Linked DNA regions of Mus musculus: all the other regions are linked to region 2. The links are chromatin loops, found by intact Hi-C in ENCODE. Cell type or tissue: heart. All regions are shown on one strand. Links, peaks and the distances in the headings refer to the core of each region. The heading gives the core; the rest is flanking DNA.

The links. Hi-C counts contacts between places; a loop is a spot of excess contacts. Peaks named below come from ENCODE experiments on the same cell type or tissue, not always from the same donor. Only the 100,000 strongest peaks of a DNase experiment are listed, where the experiment ranks them.
Region 1: it touches region 2 in a loop (14-fold over the local background); 3 of 42 quality-filtered maps call a loop at or near these places.
Region 3: it touches region 2 in a loop (3-fold over the local background); 3 of 42 quality-filtered maps call a loop at or near these places.

What each region holds. Positions count from the first base shown.
Region 1 is chr9:86,461,675-86,467,856 of GRCm38, reverse strand. Ube2cbp (ubiquitin-conjugating enzyme E2C binding protein) reads left to right here and starts at 2,941. Exons shown (of 10, transcript NM_027394.2): 1 at 2,941-3,116. The coding sequence starts at 3,040. Dop1a (DOP1 leucine zipper like protein A) reads right to left here and starts at 703. Exons shown (of 39, transcript NM_177208.3): 1 at 561-703. In heart, for the core only: a CTCF peak has its summit at 772; DNase peaks (open chromatin) are centred at 566 and 3,136; H3K4me3 peaks cover 1,598 bases; H3K27ac peaks cover 1,381 bases; H3K27me3 peaks cover 294 bases.
Region 2 is chr9:87,252,899-87,259,080 of GRCm38, reverse strand. It overlaps Cep162 (centrosomal protein 162), which reads left to right and starts at 3,549. Exons shown (of 27, transcript NM_199316.2): 1 at 3,549-3,818; 2 at 5,033-5,149. The coding sequence starts at 5,093. In heart, for the core only: a CTCF peak has its summit at 3,280 (motif pointing right); a DNase peak (open chromatin) is centred at 3,640; H3K4me3 peaks cover 1,534 bases; H3K27ac peaks cover 1,281 bases.
Region 3 is chr9:88,542,807-88,548,988 of GRCm38, reverse strand. It overlaps Zfp949 (zinc finger protein 949), which reads right to left and starts at 969. Exons shown (of 6, transcript NM_001142943.1): 1 at 481-969. In heart, for the core only: CTCF peaks have their summits at 1,579, 2,612 (motif pointing right) and 3,282 (motif pointing left); a DNase peak (open chromatin) is centred at 818; H3K4me3 peaks cover 1,037 bases; H3K27ac peaks cover 720 bases.

The sequences.
Region 1 (6,182 bases), core at 388-5,387, 790 kb after region 2:
AGAATTAACAAGACACAATTTGCTTGGGGAGGAGAAAGTACAGTTGCGTGCTATTCCCTCCTCAACAGGATGAGGGTGAGGTTAAGTACAGCGATGGGGCAACTTTCAAAGCCTTGGAAATCAAAGGTGAGGACTGTTAACAACTTCCGTGTGCTAGCTCGGCTTCCTCTTGGTGAACTTGGCTCTGCTTCCCAACCCTCTGCACCGGCACATCGGCGGGCCTCGGTGTCGCCTCGATCCTAAAAGGGACCCACCGGGCTGGCGAGGCAACGGGGTGCCGGGAAGCCTCCAACAAAGGCGCCGGGCACCCGCGCCCAGGTGACACCACCCCTCAGCCCCGTGCCGGCTCTGCCCGCCGAAGGCCACGGGCGGACAGGCCCCGGGTCCCACCGCTCGCCCCGGGCAGGTCAGGGCCCGTTTCCCTCCACCCAGAGGCGGGCTCAGGTGGGGGCCGGGCGGTGACACCCCGACGCCACCACCGCAGGCCAAGCCCGGAGACGCTCGCCCGAACCGTGCCGCGTCTCGCCGCGCGACCGCGCCGGGGGCGGGGACGCTGTTACCTGCCGCGGGCTCTGCTGCTCCCCGCTGGCGCCGCTCTCTTGGCAACCGCGGCAGCCGCACGAAGGCCGCCAGCCCAGGGCCTAGTGACAGCTACCAGCGTGCACCGCGCGCGCCCACGCCGGCGTCGACGTCGGCGGCCTCCGTCCCCGCCCCCGTCCCCGTCCGCTGCTCGGCGGCCACGGCTAGCCGGCGCCACAGCGCCCTCGTGCGGGCGACCGGAGAGACGGCGGAGGGAAGGCGGGAAAGGTGTGAGCAAGGAGCCAGCGAACCATCATTTTGATGGAATGGGGGAATTGAAAACAGTTTTGAAGTATTATTTAAGTACGATCATCTGGATCCACCAGCACTTTATGCGCGTCATTTCAGGCACAGTTTGTGTGAAACCGAGAGCCAGTTTAGCACTTTTTTTTGTATCTAGCCGTCTTTCAAACGCGTATTCGAAAGGGTTGTTGTCTTTACAAGTGTTTTTGCGTGTTCTAGTTTTAAACCATATATGAGGAGCACGCTAATCTGAGGACGCTGTGTATTTTGCTAGGTGTCAATATTAAGTATTGCCAAAATTTAAGTAATATTCTGTGTTAAAAGTATAAGAGAACAATTGTCCTTCAAATAAATGAGTTGCCACCAAATAGTAGTTACCTTTGCTTTTTTTCAAAAATTATTTACTTATATTTTATATGGGAGTGCCACAGGTATGTGTGTGCATGCATGGAGCCCAGAAAAAGAGGTCAGATGCTCTGAAGTTGCAAGCAATTATGAGTGCTATAAACCTAGCTTCCCAGTCCTGTGAAACAGCAACCAAGTGCTCTTAACCACAAAGCCAACCCTCCATCCCAAAGCTTTTACTTTTTAAAGCTATTATTCCCTCTTATGATCTCAAATTGTTGGAATGAAACAGGAATTTATATAGCAACATGATAAACTTTAAAACACCTCAAAGGTTGATATTAGAAAAGTTATCTGAAATCACATTTTCAGTATACTTAAGACCAGTTTTTGTTTTGAGACAGTCTTGCCACATAGCTCTAGACGGCCCTGTACTCACATAGCCCAAACTGACCTTGAACTTTCAGCAATCCTGCCTCAGTCTCCTAAATGCTGGGGTTGCAGATATACGCCATCCTCTTTGGATTAAACCTATTTAGAAATGCTTCCAGTTTGTTCAATGTCAGATAATTATAACTATGAAATTATGAAATGGAACATCAATAAACAGGATTTCAGTCCTGGCTAGTTTTATGTCAACTTGACACAAGATAGAGTCTTCTGAAAGGAGGGAACCTCAATTGAGAAAATGCTTCCATAAGACCTAACTGTAACTCGTTTTTTAAAATAGTGATTGACCTAGGAGGGCCTAGCCTATGTTGGGTGGTGCTATCCCTGCCTGGGTCGGTGATCCTCGGTTCTATGGGGAAGCAGGTTCAGTGAAACCATGGGAGCAAGCCAGTAAACTCACCCTCCCATAGCTTCTGCATCAGCTCCCCCTCTCGGTTTCTGCCCTGTTTGGGTTCCTGTCCTGACATCCCTCAATGATGAACAGTGGTATAGAAGTGTAAGCTGAACACATGCTTTCCTCCCCAAATGCCTTTGGTACTGTTGCTTCATCACAGCAAAAGCAACCTTAACTAAGACAATCCCCATTATACAAGCTATGTTTTAAATAACAGCTTTCCATTCTTAAAAGGTGTCCAACTGAAATCCTATGGCCTGATATATTTGTTTATACCACACTAGATCTTTTACTGCATCAAACTTTCGAAATGTATCTTGTAGGAGCAATTAAGTTATGACTTCTTTTATTTCTGCAGTATAGTGGGAATGTATATCAGAAATTACTCATTTCCTTTTAGCTTCTCAAAAGTTACATGAATGGTCAGTCAAGATACAAGTCCACCAGTCTTTTAGTGGTTACACTGGTTTTTGCAACTGTTTCAGTCTTGGAAGTACCATATCTAGCGCGAAATGTAATGGCCAATCAATTGTGGATATTTTTGGATACATCATACGGAAGCTAATAAACTGTTCTAGTTCAAATAAAGGAGACTCCGATAAAGTGGGCTTTGGGGCTCTGGACCTATGGGAAGTACCACCTGTACAGCTTCTGCTCCATTATCTACCTCATCCTACTCAACTATCCAGAGAAGAGCTTCCCCTGGCCCAAACTGAGCTTTCTGTTCATTTCAGGGAAAGAAATGCTCGTAGTCATAGTCAAGCCCATCCAACATCCTTCCAGTGGAGGTCAGCTCTGCTCTCTGGGTCGCACCTGTCCTACTAGAGCGGCCACTGGGGCAAGGTCGGCGCCTCGGCAGTGCGCTCTCTTCCCGGTAGGTGGCGCTCTAGCCGACAGACGGCCGCCGCCGGATCCCTTCGCGCTACCTTGGCCTGGGAGCCAGCCGCCTGCTACGGCCGCACGTGCTCCCACCCTGTCCGGGTTCTAGTAACTGTGGGCTCGGTCCCGCGTGGGTCCCTGAGTCGGCCATGGCGGTGGCTGCGGCGGAAACGCGCGTGTTCCTGGAAGTGCGGAGACGGCTGCAGAGTGCGCTGCTAATCCTGGGGTAAGGGAGGGAGCACCGGTGCGCGGGACCGCGTGCATGGGCCAGGCGCGCGGCCCGGAGCCTGGTGCGCGTGTGCGTGGCACAGGAGCGCGGATGCGCGGGACCGAGGGAGCGAGCGCGCCGGGCAGTAGGCGCGTGCGCGGGACAATGTGCGCGTGCGCGGGGCGAGATGGGTTGCCCTGGCGAGCATTTTAGCCGCTGAACCATCTCCCCAGCCTGTCTGCGAACTTTAAATTTCATATTTACTACACAAACAAGAAACTTTTAGGGGGTAAAATGCTCCTTTTTGCTAATGGTCAGCAATTTTAATGGTTTGTGATCTCTTCGTGGGTTTTGCCTAGTTCTTAGTGACAAATGTATCAAATAGATGTGAAAATGTACTACAGAGCAGCACAGTTGTATTTTTTTTTTTCCTTAGCTTCGCCTTTTTTCCTAAAATCTGACAAGTAGCTAAAGTGGCAGTTTTGCATGCGGCCTGAGGACTGAACTCAAATCCTACCTTTCTCACATGGGCAGAATTACCTGGATTTCTTCAGTTTTAAGATTGGGATTGAGTCTAGGCTCAGTACAATTCATTTGTGTAGCTTGTACAGATCTTGAATACTCCCCAGTATGGGGATGAAGGGTGGGGAGGAGTGAGATCAATATCCACAATTTCTGTCCACTGTGTTTGGTAATTAAGAATACACACATTACCAAATACAGCTGCCTAATCCCTCGTACCAAACAAACTCTGTGAGAAACCTACTTTGCTAGACTGCCTGTTTGTCTCTCTGATCTTTTGACTGTTGACTTCTAACACAGCTCAGTCCCTTATCCTACTAAGAGAACCATGGTCTGGTCCCATTCAACCAATCTACACAATATCCCTGTTTCTCGAACTGTGTTGACATGTGTATTAGTCAGGGTCCTCTAGAGTAACTGAATTGATTGAATGAATCTGTCTATAAATAGAAAGAGGATTTATTAGAACGACTTAACAGCTTGCAGTCCAGCCAGTCCAACAGTGGCTATGAATGAATGTTGAGTCCAAAAATCCAGTGTTTGCTCAGTCCGTGAGGCTGTGTGTCTCAGCTGGTCTTCAGTGCACTTCCTAATGACAGTGAGAGGGAGGGCAAGCAAGCAAAGAGCTTCTTTCTTCCATGTCCTCTTCCCACAGAAGTTGTGGCTTATATTTGAGGTGGCTCTTCCCAGCTCAAAAGATCCGGATAAAGGAATGTCTTCCTACCTCAAAGGTAGGAAGTGAGTCTTCCTACTTCCAATTAAGTAAAAAAATCCCTCACCATGTGCCCTCCATGTTGGGGTTTTAATTAATTCCCGACGTATGTCAAGCTGACATAGCCAACTGATGTTTTGAAATTGATGTTTCAATCTGCCTTTCCCAACATGTTTTTGTTGTTTTGTTTTGTAAGACAGGGCCTAATAATGTATTCATGGCTGGTGTGGTTTACTATGTAACCAGTCTGACCTTGAACTCATAGATCTGCCTGCTTGCCTGTGCTTTCACAGGGCTGGGAACATCCAACAAGGCTTTGAGATTCATATTTCATCTCTGTGGTAGCTTAAATGAGTATTTCTTTCCCGTTTCTTTTTTTCTTCTTCTAAATTTACAAATCTTTTCTTTTTTTTTTTCTTTTTTTCTTTTTTTTTTAATTAGGTATTTTCCTCATTTACATTTTCAATGCTATCCCAAAGGTCCCCCATACCCACCTCCCCAATCCCCTACACACCCACTCCCCCTTTTTGGCCCTGGCGTTCCCCTGTACTGGGGCATATAAAGTTTGCAAGTCCAATAGGCCTCTCTTTGCAGTGATGGCCGACTAGGCCATCTTTTGATACATATGCAGCTAAAGACAAGAGCTCCCGGGTACTGGTTAGTTCATATTGTTGTTCCACCTATAGGGTTGCAGTTCCCTTTAGCTCCTTGGGTAATTTCTCTAGCTCCTCCATTAGGGGCCGTGTGACCCATCCAATAGCTGACTGTGATCATCCACTTCTGTGTTTGCTAGGCCCCGGCATAGTCTCACAAGAGACAGCTATATCTGGGTCCTTTCAGTGAAATCTTGCTAGTGTATGCAATGGTGTCAGCATTTGGAAGCTGATTATGGGATGGATCCCTGCATATGGCAATCACTAGATGGTCCATCCTTTCGTCACAGCTCCAAATTTTGTCTCTGTAACTCCTTCTATGGGTATTTTGTTCCCATTTCTAAGAAAGGGTAAAGTGTCCACACTTTGGTCTTCGTTCTTCTTGAATTTCATGCGTTTGGCAAGTTGTATCTTATATCTTGGGAATCCTAAGTTTCTGGGCTAATATCCACTTATCAGTGAGTACATATTGTGCAAGTTCCTTTGTGATTGGGTTACTTCACTCAGGATGATACCCTCCAGGTCCATCCATTTGCCTAGGAATTTCATAAATTCATTTTTTTAATAGCTGAGTAGTATTCCATTGTGTAAATGTACCACATTTTCTGTATCCATTCCTCTGTTGAGGGGCATCTGGGTTCTTTCCAGCTCCTGGCTATTATAAACAAGGCTGCTATGAACATAGTGGAGCATGTGTTCTTCTTACCGGTCGGGACATCTTCTGGATATATGCCCAGGAGAGGTATTGCGGGATCCTCCGGTAGTACTATGTCCAATTTTCTGAGGAACCGCCAGACTGATTTCCAGAGTGGTTGTACAAGCTTGCAATCCCACCAACAATGGAGGAGTGTTCCCCTTTCTCCACATCCTCACCAGCATCTGCTGTCACCTGAGTTTTTGATCTTTGCCATTCTGACTGGAGTGAAGTGGAATCTCAGTGTTGTTTTGATTTGCATTTCCCTGATGATTAAGGATGTTGAACATTTTTTCAGGTGCTTCTCTGCCATTCAGTATTCCTCACGTGAGAATTCTTTGTTCAGCTCTGGGCCCCATTTTTTAATGGGGTTATTTGATTTTCTGGAGTCCACCTTCTTGAGTTCTTTATATATATTGGATATTAGTCCCCTATCCGATTTGGGATAGGTAAAGATCCTTTCCCAATCTGTTGGTGGCCTTTTTGTCTTATTGACGGTGTCT
Region 2 (6,182 bases), core at 811-5,810:
TTTTTAAGCTATTCCTTTGCCTTTCAATGATCCAGGTTTTTTCCCCTCTATTGACCAATCATGTCTCCTTCCTTACTATCTTTCTAAGCTGGCTCATTAGTGTAGCTGCCTCTGTTCTTTCAAGTCTATGAAGCCCCTTGTACAATTCATAATTGCATCCTTATATTTTTGTAGTTGAGAAATCCTGTAAAAAAAAAAAAACCAGTTCTCACAGTGATTGATGTATTCTTGAACTCATGTTTTCAGGGTTCTTTCCCATAGACTTAAGGGCTGTCCTGAAAGTCATAGCCACCAAACTGCTGAGAAACACCAAACACACCTTCACCTCCTGGAATTGTGCTGTTTCTGATTATCATGGAGTCATTAACCTTGGCAGAGAGAACAGTCCCTGATAACCTTGGCAAGGACATTCCCAAAGAAGGAACATGAAATATATACATATACATATACATATGTGTGTGTGTGTGTGTGTGTGTAAGTATGAGAATATATATATATTATTATTATGCAAACAAACCTTACACCTACAGCAACCATCAGCACTCCAGGAGCCCCACATCCTGCCGGCTCTGCTCCAGGGGTAGCAACTGTGTCACATGGTCTCTTCTACCGCTATGCCTGATCTAGCAAGAATTCTTTGAAGGATCCTAAATAATGAACTAACCTAGTTTATGTTGTCAAATAATGACCTCTTATATAGACAATGTCATTGTATAGACAGTATGCTAGGGGGAACAAGTGAAAAAGCAGGAGGTTAGGGAAGTAGTTCAGGAAATAATGTTGTGGGTCAAAACATCAGCACTTAAGATTTAGAGAAGTGAATTGAAGGAAGACACATTTCAAAGGTAGTTTGGCATGATTGAGTACATATAGGGAAGAGAAAACTGCAAGATTTATGTCAAGTAATTGCTATGTCACATGAGAATTAGAGAAATAAGTATATGAAAAGAATAAAATCAAGGCTTCTGTGGCTGAAAGGAATGGCTCAGTGGGTAACGTGTTTGTGGTGCAAGAATGAGGACCAGAGTTAAGATCCACAGCACTATGTAAAAGCTAGGTGGGGAGTAATAGATGGCTGTAATCAGAGCATTCAGGGCAGAGACAGGGGATCCTCAGAGCAAGCTGGATAGCTAGACTAGTCAATCGTAAGCGCTGGGCTCTAGTGAGAGACCTTGCCTTAATGGATTAGGTAGAAAACAGTTGAAGAAGACATCCAATCGTCAACCTATGACCTCCATATACATGCACACTCAGGTGTTCTCACACACATGCATACACACAAGCAAAAACGCAAGGCTTCTATTACTTTAGAGATGGCTCTAGTGTGTGGTGGGCATAGTGCATGCACTGAAGAGGTAGAGGCATATGGATCTCTGAGTTGGAGGCCAGCTTGGTCTACAGAGAGATGTTTCTAGGGTATTATGTGAATATATATGAATTAGGTTATCATACATAGAACACTGTGGGGAGCCGCACTCACATTTGCCATTATAAGATGGCGCTGACAGCTGTGTTCTAAGTAGTAAATAATCTGCACATGTGCAGGGGCAGTTTTCCCGCCATGTGCTCTGCCTTTCTCGTGATGACAACTAGGCCGATGGGCTGCAGCCAATCAGGGAGTGACACGTCCTAGGTGGAGGATAATTCTCCTTAAAAGGGACGGGGTTCTGGCACTCCCTCTCTTCGTCTCTTCGTCTCTTTGTCTCTTTCTCTTCGTCTTTTCCTCTGCTCTCTTCCTCTGCTCTCTGCCTCTCTCTCTCTGCCCCTCTCTCTGCCTCTCTCTGCGTCTCTCTCTCTCTTCCTCTCTGCCTCTCTCTGCCGCGCTCTTCCTCTCTTGCTCCTGAGTAAGCAATAAAGCTTTGCCGCAGAAGATTCTGGCTTGTTGCGTCTTTCCTGGCCGGTCGCAAACGCGCGTAAGAGAACACTAGAGCTCAAAGGGAAATCTAGAACAAGCACAAATAGGGTTTTCATATTAACTAAGGTTATGTCATAGAAATTTGTTTTCTACAATCTTGCAACACCCTATGAGAAAATTAGCAACCCCCACCAAGAATTGTTTTAGTAGTCTGGTGCGGGTAAAGCTGAATTGGAAAATCTAACGAAAGATGGATAAGGTGAAAATAAACTAACAGTTTGGGAGACGAGGCCTAACTTTCTGTTTCCCAGAAATGAGACCCTAAGTCCAGGAACCTGTGGTCAGCAAACCAAGCCACAGGCAGCCAATCTGTGGACACCTTGTCATCTGGCCTGAAGTAAGAATAGGTATCTAGAATGGATAAGAGATCCCTCCCCACCCCAAACCTGGGAAGTCTCCAGAGCCCTAACCAATTGTAGAATCAGTCAAACTTCTAGAGATAGAGCTAACCAATCAAGGCAAAATGGCACAAATTCCTCCCTGGAATTCCCCTAACTGACAAATATAAAAGCTAGGCCTGCAAGCCCACTCACTACATGTGTCCATTCCTGAATGAGGAGACCCCTCCTTGCAGGAAATTCTGCTGAATAAACATTCTTTGCTTTTGCATACTACTTAGTTTAGGGTATCATTCTCCCAAGATCTTGGACCCTAACAAGTTGATGGTAAAAAATAACTATGGTGAGTGAGACTGAAATGAGACCTCAAGTGGAAAAAAATCCCCCAACTTTCTCAGCTTGTGTACATGACTAGCCACCATAGCTCTTCTTGCCGCACTCCTTTAACAGTTGTCTGGGCTACTTGTCTGCTTCACGGAACCCACGTCTATAGGGCATGGAATGTGCTCAATTCAGTATGTACTAAAAGAAAAGCCATAAGCTGAATTAAGTTGACTTGTAAATTGTAAAATTTAAATAATGTACATAATGCTCTCACCAAGCTTAAAATGGTAGCTTAAAACAGGTCTCTATTATTGCATTTTAATCGGATAGTTTCTGGCTTGTACACACTCAGATGTCAATATGCATTGTTGAGTGAAAAGTTCAGGCCAGAAAGGAGGTACAGAACTATGTATACCAGAGGCAAAGACCTTTACTGTTTGAAGATTTTACTTTCATTCCAAAATGTTGTCTTCTGATTTGGTGTGCCTGTGTATACGTATCCAGAGAGCGAAAGAAAGAGGAGAGAGAGAGCGGGTAAAAAAGTAAAATAAAATAAAAACTCAAGCAAACCACTGCAGAAGAGAGCTTTGAAAAGCAGGATACCAGAAAAACCAGAGCTGCTGAACTAGTGCAAGGCTCTCACTGAGAATCTTGGTATTGTGTATTTTCAAATGCTTGTCCACTGGGTGGCGGACATCTCTTCTAACACCGGAATTATTTCTAATGCATTTGTACTTTTCTCATAACACCCACACAAGGCTTATTACTTGAAGGAAATCAACCCTCTTACACCGTTTTTAAAACTTTCAACCTGGACAGTAGCCTTCAAATGAAAAGGGTGGGAAAGGCTGGAAAGAAGAGCAGCTCGCTGCGGAAGGACGAGCACAAAGGGACTAAACTACAACTCCCAGAAAGCCACGCGCTGGCTCTAGATGGTGCGCTTGCGCCTGGGTCTTCCCGGCCGGCTAGCTGAGCTCGGGATTTCCGGGAGTAAGAGAAAGCGGGATGTGCACACTGCTGCCGCGCCCACGTCCCTTACGGCCGCCACATCCTGCAGAGCCGTGAAGGTTCCAATCTTTATTTGAGAGTCACCAGAAGACTGACAGCTTGTCTGGCTGCTCCCTGGGTCACGTGGCAGGCAGGATCACGTGACACCCGGGAGCCCGCCTGTAGGGGTCTGTTGCCCTGACAACAGCCCGCTCGCCGGGACTTTCCGGGAGAGCGCGGGCTCCCAGGAGCAGGTAGGTGAGGCGTTGTGGCTGTCTGCGACCCTGTTGTTGTTTCCAGGTTGTACCTCAGGCAGGGTCTCCGAACTTTGTTTTGCGCATTACTCCGCTCCTCTGTCGGGACTCCAAGTCTTTGCTTCGAGCTAGCCCCCAAATCTGCGCTTCCTGCAGCCTGGACTGAGCTGAGGGCCCTTTCGTGGGGTTTGCCTCTGACTAACCTGTTTGTCCAACTCCTCATCCTGACCCTAAGACCTCTTAGTCGAAAATGCAAATAAAAGCACTAAGTATTCCACTGAAAGATGGTGGGCAAACCTGCTGCCGTCCCTTAGAAAAGAAAACTAGCGTTTGTTCGTGTTGCCCTAAAGAGTTAAATCCAAAGGTTTAGGACAGATCTGAAGATGGCCTCTCCTAGCTGAAGTCCAGCTTTGAGACAACTTGACTAGATCCCATTAAAGGTGCTCGCGGCATTGTTTCTTTTAGCCTGCCTTTGCTTCAAGAGAAACATAAATAGTAGTTAATGTGTGTCATTAACTTCCAAGGGTATTCTGTGCTCGTTGGGGATGTTTTAAGACAGGATTGCACTATATAGCTCAGACTAACCTGAAATTCAGGCTTGTAACTCAGGCTAACCTCCCAACTAAAGAGCTGTCTGTCTCCTAAGTGTAGAAATCTCTGGGATGCACCACTAAATTCTTTATTATATTCTGAGTCTTATAAATTCACTTAGTTTATGTCTGGAAAAAAATCCTGATTATAGAAAGTCTATTTTGCAAAACCCTTAATTTGAAAATACGTGAATCCGGAAGCACAACCTGTATACTGTGCTTTACAAGAAAAAATATTAGTCTTTCCACTCCTGCTCTTTTAATTTTTTTTTTTTTAATATTCTCTGTGAGGACCTGGATTCTGAGAGGTATTAGCAGAGACAAATACATATACAGTGGAAAAGATCCTGGAGCCCACCTCTTAGCGACTGGATGAAATGTAATGATCAACCTTGAGAAGACATACTTCATAAGCTACTTTCCCAAGTCAGTTAGCTTCAATGAATTAGACCTCCAATGGTGTCTCGTAATTGCAATATAACTGTCAAGTTACATCATATATATGTGTGTACATATATAAAACTGTCTTGAGAAGTTGAAGTTTAAAGTAGTGTTGTTTTAATGATGTTTAATGATTGTTTTCCTCCAGAGGTGTTTATTTTTCCATCTGTTTCTGTCATTTAGTGTTTCCAATGCTGTGAATAATTTTAAGATACTTGCTTTGTGACGTGAAAATTACTAACCATGGCTCACTATTTCAAAGTAGACCTTGATGAAGAATTTGAACGGTTTATGAAGGAGGTAAGCTCAAGCTGTATTTATTGTAATATTTATTGTAAATTCATCTTGTAAGATCCATCCTTGAGTGCTTTCTTCTGAAAACATAAACCACCCCATCAGCTCATCCCTTCTACCTGCACCTACAGAATTATCCAGCCGTCCTCAGTTCGACTCATTTCAAATGCTGCTGCCTGTTAGCTCAATGCCATCTTCTCACCCAGTCTACCCAGCGGTCCCAGTGAATGCAGCATTCCCTCCAAGGTGCATGTGTGCACGCGCTCACATGCAAACACAAACACATGCACACACACACACACACACACACAGAGAGAGAGAGAGGGAGAGGGAAAGGGACGGAGAGAGAGAGAAAGAGAACCATGTTGAACAAATATTTTGCTCAATTTCTGGTTATAAGGGAGTGGTTCAACCTAATTTTTTTTTAAAGTTAATTTTCTTCAGTTACAATTCATAAACCATTCAGTTCACCCACTTAAAGTTTGTATGACAACTGTTTTAGAATTATATAACCTTCACCATAGTCAGTTGCAGAATGCCTGTATCATTCCTAAAAGGAAACCCTTATCCTTTAACCATTACTCTTGGCTCTTTGTCCTTCCAGCCTTGGGTTATCCCTTACTGCTTTGTCTCCAAGTTTGGCTGTTGCAGATATTCATAGAAATGGAACCATTTAGGATGTGTGGTCTCTGAAGTCTGGCTTCTTTTACTTAGCATGGTGTTTTCAGAGAGTGGTTTGCCATTTTGTGGATATAATGCTTATATGTTGTCAGTTGACAGCATTTGGGATCCTTCCATTTTGGACAGTCATGAATAATGTTGCTCTTAATAATCACGCAAGTGTGAGTGTGGATGTATGTGAATCTCTTCTCAATATTTGCCTACACATGAAATTGGCTAGTCGTATGCTCTGTTATTCCCACCAACCATGTATTCCTTTATGAAGGCCTTGATTCTCATTGTCTTTACTATCTGAGGGCCAGGGATTTGGTTCCGTTGGATGATAATAACCTGCAAAGCGGTGAAGAAAATCTTGATT
Region 3 (6,182 bases), core at 608-5,607, 1.3 Mb before region 2:
AGGTTGAGAATCCACATGTGGAGAACCACTGTTCTAAGAGCTCAAACCTCAAGTGCCAAAAACATCACTTCATAAAGACAGGAAAACTGACGAATACAATTGCCAATACACATAAGGGTACAGTCACTACGGGAGAATTTCTCTAGGAATTTCAGGCCAATTCATTGGGATAAAAACCACCCTCTTTCTTACAGATGTGTGGGTCACAGACCTCCCCCTTCCGGCTCCAGCACCGTGGTATCAACTTACAATTTTCCCAGGCTCGCAGTTTGGGATTTCTGGGTCGTGTGAAAATTCCCAGTTTTGTAATCCGGTCTCAGATTAACGATCTTTCTCCACCCCAACTCTCCCAAAAAATGGATGCCAAGCAGGTAGCAAGATTCTTTACTGGAATGTGAGCTCACACAGGAGGCTTCCCGGCCCTGACAATCCACAGACATGAACCGCCCTCACCCCCAAGTCGCCATCTTGGGCTCTCACCTCCTTGGCAGAGCGTCCGTGTTGGCCCTTTTGGACTGATGGAATCACAGATCCAAATACTCCTAGCGCAGTCTTCGGATAAAGCAACCATTAAAGCCCTGTTCAGGCCGACTGTTCCGACTGGGAACGATGGGTCTCACAGTCACCTTCCCCTGAGCCGCTGCGGTCCGCCCTCGAACTGCGACTCAGTCCCTCCTCCAAGACCCACCTATGTTTCTGTTTCCACTGAAGTAGAAGGCACGGGTCCCGCTTCCCGAAGGTTCCGAGACCACTCTCCTCTTTTCGTCTTTCCCACCCGCCTTCAGAAACCCTGCAAGAAACGCACAGCCTGAGCAAAGGCGTCAGCACAGAGCCTGGATGCGACTTTCTATGCGGTAGCTGCCAAGAGAGCGCAGGACACAGAGATGCCTACCAGCCAAATGTCAGAGCTGTTTACCTGCTCCTGTGTGGGAGGGCCTTGTATGTTAGGGACTACATTACCCATGAGCCTCTGGGAAACTATGGTAAGTATAGAAGGACATTTTTCCACCGGGTCCACTATCGAATTACCAAGATTCAGATCAAGTACCTATCTGATAATCGCGATATGAAATTCCTTCACCTTTCTCTCATGTGAACCCCAAGTATCCCAAAGTAGTATAGAACCTGAGAAGGAAGCTTCAGTGTGTTCATCCTAGAATCAGACCAAATATCTCTGTGGGAGACGTGGAGCCTTAGAAAATCGGTGTGATATCTTTTGTAGGGTAGTCACCAGAGAAGACTACTAAACATGGGTTTAAGCCAATAAAAAGTCTTATTATCCAGACTGCAACTACCCTTGATGTTCAGGAGATCAGAGAAGCCCCACAAAATCCATGTCCCAGATTGATATATTTCAGTTCAGAACAATTAGCCAGACGCAGAACTTCAGAAGCCAGAAGGCAAGGTTAGTACATTTAGAGACTTTCCCGTAACTATGGACTTTGATGGATTAGGTTTTTGTTATAGTTTTGGCAGATGGCGCTGTCTACATGCTGAGTTTTACAGCCTGAATAGTATTTTTGTCCAGGAGTCAGCTATGCTAAGGTCTCAGAGCCTACTAAGGTCTGGGGCTCTCTTCTGGCTGTACAGAGCACTGCAGGAAGCTGAACGCTTCGTGTTTCTTAAATCCTATGAACCATTTACATCACTAGTGTATCGTCAAATTGAGCATTCTGGTACAGCACACAGTAATTTTCAAGTTCATTTTGAAATCGAACCAACATGTTGGACTTCCATTGTAATAGGAAGAAACCACAAACTATATGAATTGACAAGAGACAAAAGTTATGTTGTGTGTTGCCAATAATGCTTAGAAATAATTTGAATTTGAAATGAAAAAAATCACTTACTAAAATTGAAATGTGTTTTGTTTTGTTTTTTTGAGTCGGGATTTCTCTGTGTAGTCCTGGCTGTCCTGGAACTCACTCTGTAGACCAGGCTGGCCTCAAACTCAGAAATCCGCCTGCCTCTGCCTCTCGAGTGCTGGGATTAAAGGCGTGCGCCCCCACTGCCTGGCGAGATAATTTTTTTAAATCTTCAAAAATGAACAAATTCAAACTGAATGTGGTGGCGCATGCCTTTAATCCCAGCACTCCAGAGTCAGGAAAAAAAAAAAAGCGTTTGAGGCCAGCCTGGTCAACAGAATAGTGAATTCCAGGACAGCCAGAACGACACAGTAAAATCTGTCTCAAAAAAAAAAGGGGGGGGGGGGGGGAGACATACTCAGGAGTCAAACAAAATCTAAATAAATTTAAACAATCCCTGCCCAGAGTTGATACATTACACATTATTAAGATGAATTTTTCAACATAAACTAAATATCACTATAATCTCAATAAAGTTCCGTGAAAATGTTTCTATTTGTAGAGTGAAAGACATAAAGGCTTCAAACCTACAGGAATCTGCTTGTCTTCTACATTCCAAGTGCTGAGATTAAAGGTATGCACCACCAGGCCTGGCTCTGAATAACTTACTCCTAACAAATAAAATAATGAAGTGTCATTTGGAGGACTGTCTTATACAGAAACTGTACCTGTAGCCTCTATTTGTGCATTCTTTCTTCCTCTTTATCATTTGGCCTGAAGGAAGCCAAATGCCATTTTGCAGATTGGGCTGTAGAGGGCGCCATGGGAATAGTCTTGGAAACTAAGATCCGGCTCAAGTGGAGCTTGAGATGACTGTAGCCCTGAATATGGTGTTAATAAAATGGTAATTAAGTTTTATTTTTATCTTTTTGCCTGAGACAGGGTTTCTCTATATAGCCCTGGATATCCTAGAACTCATTGCATGTATCAAACTGGTTTTACCTCACAGAAATCTGCCAACCTCTGCCTCCTGAGTGTTGGGTTAAAGGTGTGTACCACCGTGCTCTGCAGGAAATTGAACTCTAAGCTAAAGAAGCTCTTGAATAAATCACAAACAGAAATAATAATTTGAATTTTGTATAACCTATAAAAATCCTTTTATAGCCAGGCATAGCTATCAGACCTCTGAGTTCCAGGCCAGCCTGATCTACACAGTGAGTTCCAGAACTACTCAGAGCTGCACAGAGAAATCCTATTTCCAAAACCCTAAATAAATGAACATCCTCTTATGATACTAATAAATTTTCATGAACAGAACTCCCCATGCTGTCCGATAATAACTGTCTATTGAGCTTCTAATTCATTCTGTGGGTCCAAACTGCATCTCTATGATCATTCCTCTGGAATTAATACCCAGAACGGCATTCACTTTATAGAGAATGCTGCAGGGGTGCCCTCTTGTGACAAGCTCCTTGTATACATGTGTCTGTACATAGTTTTCAGGAGCATGGAAAACCATCTGAAATCAAATCAAACATAGAATGTCCTGCATTACTAAACCATTTTGTACCAGAACTTTTAAGGAAAGGAAGGGTCCCAGAGGGCTTGAAGCTATAACGGATGGTATGAATAATTCACACTAATATGGTCCTCCGTAATTATGCTGATGGCTCTAACAACACCAGAGTGAAATGGAGGCTGAACACTGCTTAAATGGGTAGCAAAGGTGCTCCTTTCCTACTCTGAATACAGACGGATTCCCAGGAAGGAGGAAGCCTTCCACCAAGGAAGTCACCTGAGCTGTGCTTCGCTATGTTCCCACGCTGAAGGTCTCACTAGAGGAGGTGTCTGTGTTTCAAAGGTCAATGGGTTCCATTCTAAAGTATTATGTCAATTACACTTATGTTAAACAATTAATAACTGGTGCAAGAGAAAGGGCTTAGTGATTAAGAACACTGGCTTCCCTCACCGAAGACCTGGGGTTCAATTGCCATAATGCATGTGATACAACCAACCATCCTCAACTCCAGTCCCAGGGGACCCAGTGCCATCTTCTTTTTTTTTGTTTGTTTGTTTGTTTGTTTGTTTGTTTTTGTTTTTGAGACAGGGTTTCTCTGTGTAGCCCTCGCTGTCCTGGAACTCACTTTGTAGACCAGGCTGGCCTCGAACTCAGAAATCTGCCTGCCTCTGCCTCCCGAGTGCTGGGATTAAAGGCGTGAGCCACCACGCCCGGCCCCAGTGCCATCTTCTGACTTCTGCAGGCACAACACACATATAGTACACAAATATGCATACACACAAAACAATTACACAATTAAACTAATGAAATAAACATGTCTAAAATCTTAAAGACTCGCAGTAGTAATACATGCCTTTAATCCCAGCACTCGGAAAACAGGGGTAGGCTGATCTCTGAATTTAAGGCCAACCTGGTCTATAGAACAAGACACCCAGGACACCTAGGCTACACAGAGAAACCCAGTTTCAGGAAACAAAAAAAAAAAAAGAAAATTAAATAATTAATAAAAGATAAAAATGTGGATTTAGGTAAAAGAAGAAAAGATATCTGGAAGAAAAAAATTTTGAAACTGAATATGAACAAGAAAGATATGAAATTCTTTCTGCAGGCCCTCAGGGCTTCAGTCCTTTTCCCTCACCCAATACCAAATCAGGTTCCTCTCTAGCCCCCACTGCCCCACCACCCAATCCACTTTCCCTCCCAAGTCTCTCCCTCCCTCCTCACTTGTGATTGCTTTCTTCTCTTTCCCAAGTGGAACTGAGGTATCCTCAGTTGGGCACTTCAGCTTGTTGAGCCTTTTGAATTCTGTGGGACTGTATCTTATGTATTCTGTATGTTGGTTTTGGGGTTTTTTTGTTTTTGTTTTGTTGGCTAATATCCACATATTAGTGAGTACATAGAGTACACACCATGCATGTCCGTCTGAGTCTGGGTTACCTCACACAGGATGATATTTTCTAGTTCCATCCATTTGCCTGCAAAAGTCAGGATGTCCTCATTCTTAATAGCTGAGTAGTGTTCCATTGTGTACATGAGCCACATTTTCTGTATCTATTCTTCTGTCGTGGGACATCTAGGTTGTTTCCAGCTTCTGGCTATCACAAATAAGGCTGCTATGAACATAGTGGAACACGTGCCCTGTAGCATGGTGGGGCATCTTTTTGGGTATATTCCCAAGAGTGGTATTGCTGGGTCTTCAGGTAGATCTATTTCCATTTTTGTGAGGACCCTCCAGATTGATTTCCAGAGTGGTTGGTTGTACCAGTTTGCAATCCCACCAGCAATGGAGGAGTGTTCCTCTTTCTCCACATCTTCTCCAACATGTGTTGTCACCTGAGGTTTTGATCTTAGCCATTATGACTGCTGTAAGGTGGAATATCAGGGTCGTTTTGATTTGTATTTCTCTGATCACTAAGGACTTTGAACGTTTCTTTAGGTGTTTCTCAGCCATTTGAGATTCCTCAGTTGTGAATTCTCGGTTTAGTTCTCTTTTTTTGGGGGGGGGGTGTCGAGACAGAGTTTCTCTGTGTAGCCCTGGCTGTCCTGGAACTCACTTTGTAGACCAGGCTAGCCTCAAACTCAGAAATTCGCCTGCCTCTGCCTCCCTAGTGCTGGGATTAAAGGCGTGTGCCACCACGCCTGTCTTTCATTTTAGTGCTATACCCTGTTTTTTGATTGGGTTGTTTAGTTTTTTTGGTGGTTAACTTCTTGAGTTCTTTATATATTTTGGATATTAGCCCTCTGTCGGATGTGGGGTTAGTGACGGTTTTTTTTTCCCCAATCAGTAGGTTGCCAATTTGTCTTATAGACTATGCCCTTTGCCTTACCAAAGCTTTCCAGTTTTATGAGGTCCCATTTATCAATTCTTGATCTTAGAGCCTGAGCCATTGGAGTTCTGTTTAGGAAATTTCCCCCTGTGCTAATGAGCTCATACTACAATTAGTACAGTCTCAAGGTTGTCAAGCTTGGGTACCCACCAGGCCCTGGACCCTGTATGAACCTTTGACACCTAAAAGTACATTACTGTCTTTTGCCACTGTTGAGAAATGGACCAAGGATTTCATGCATGTTAGTCAAGAGAGCAGCACAATACCACAGAGCCACATCCCCCAGCTGTACTGATGTGGTACTGCTGATCTCAATAAAACATTCCTACAGTTTATTCTCTGGAAGCTTCACCAAAAGAGGGCACTCCATGACCATTTTAGATAAATCTAAATCTCTTCCGCTGTAAGACTGAGTACTGATCTTCATGTCGACAGAGTAAGGGGGCTTCTACCTTGTTTTGTTTTGTTTTGTTTTTAACATAGCTTTTTAAAAACTATTCCTAGCCAATTGTGACTATAATGAACCCAAAG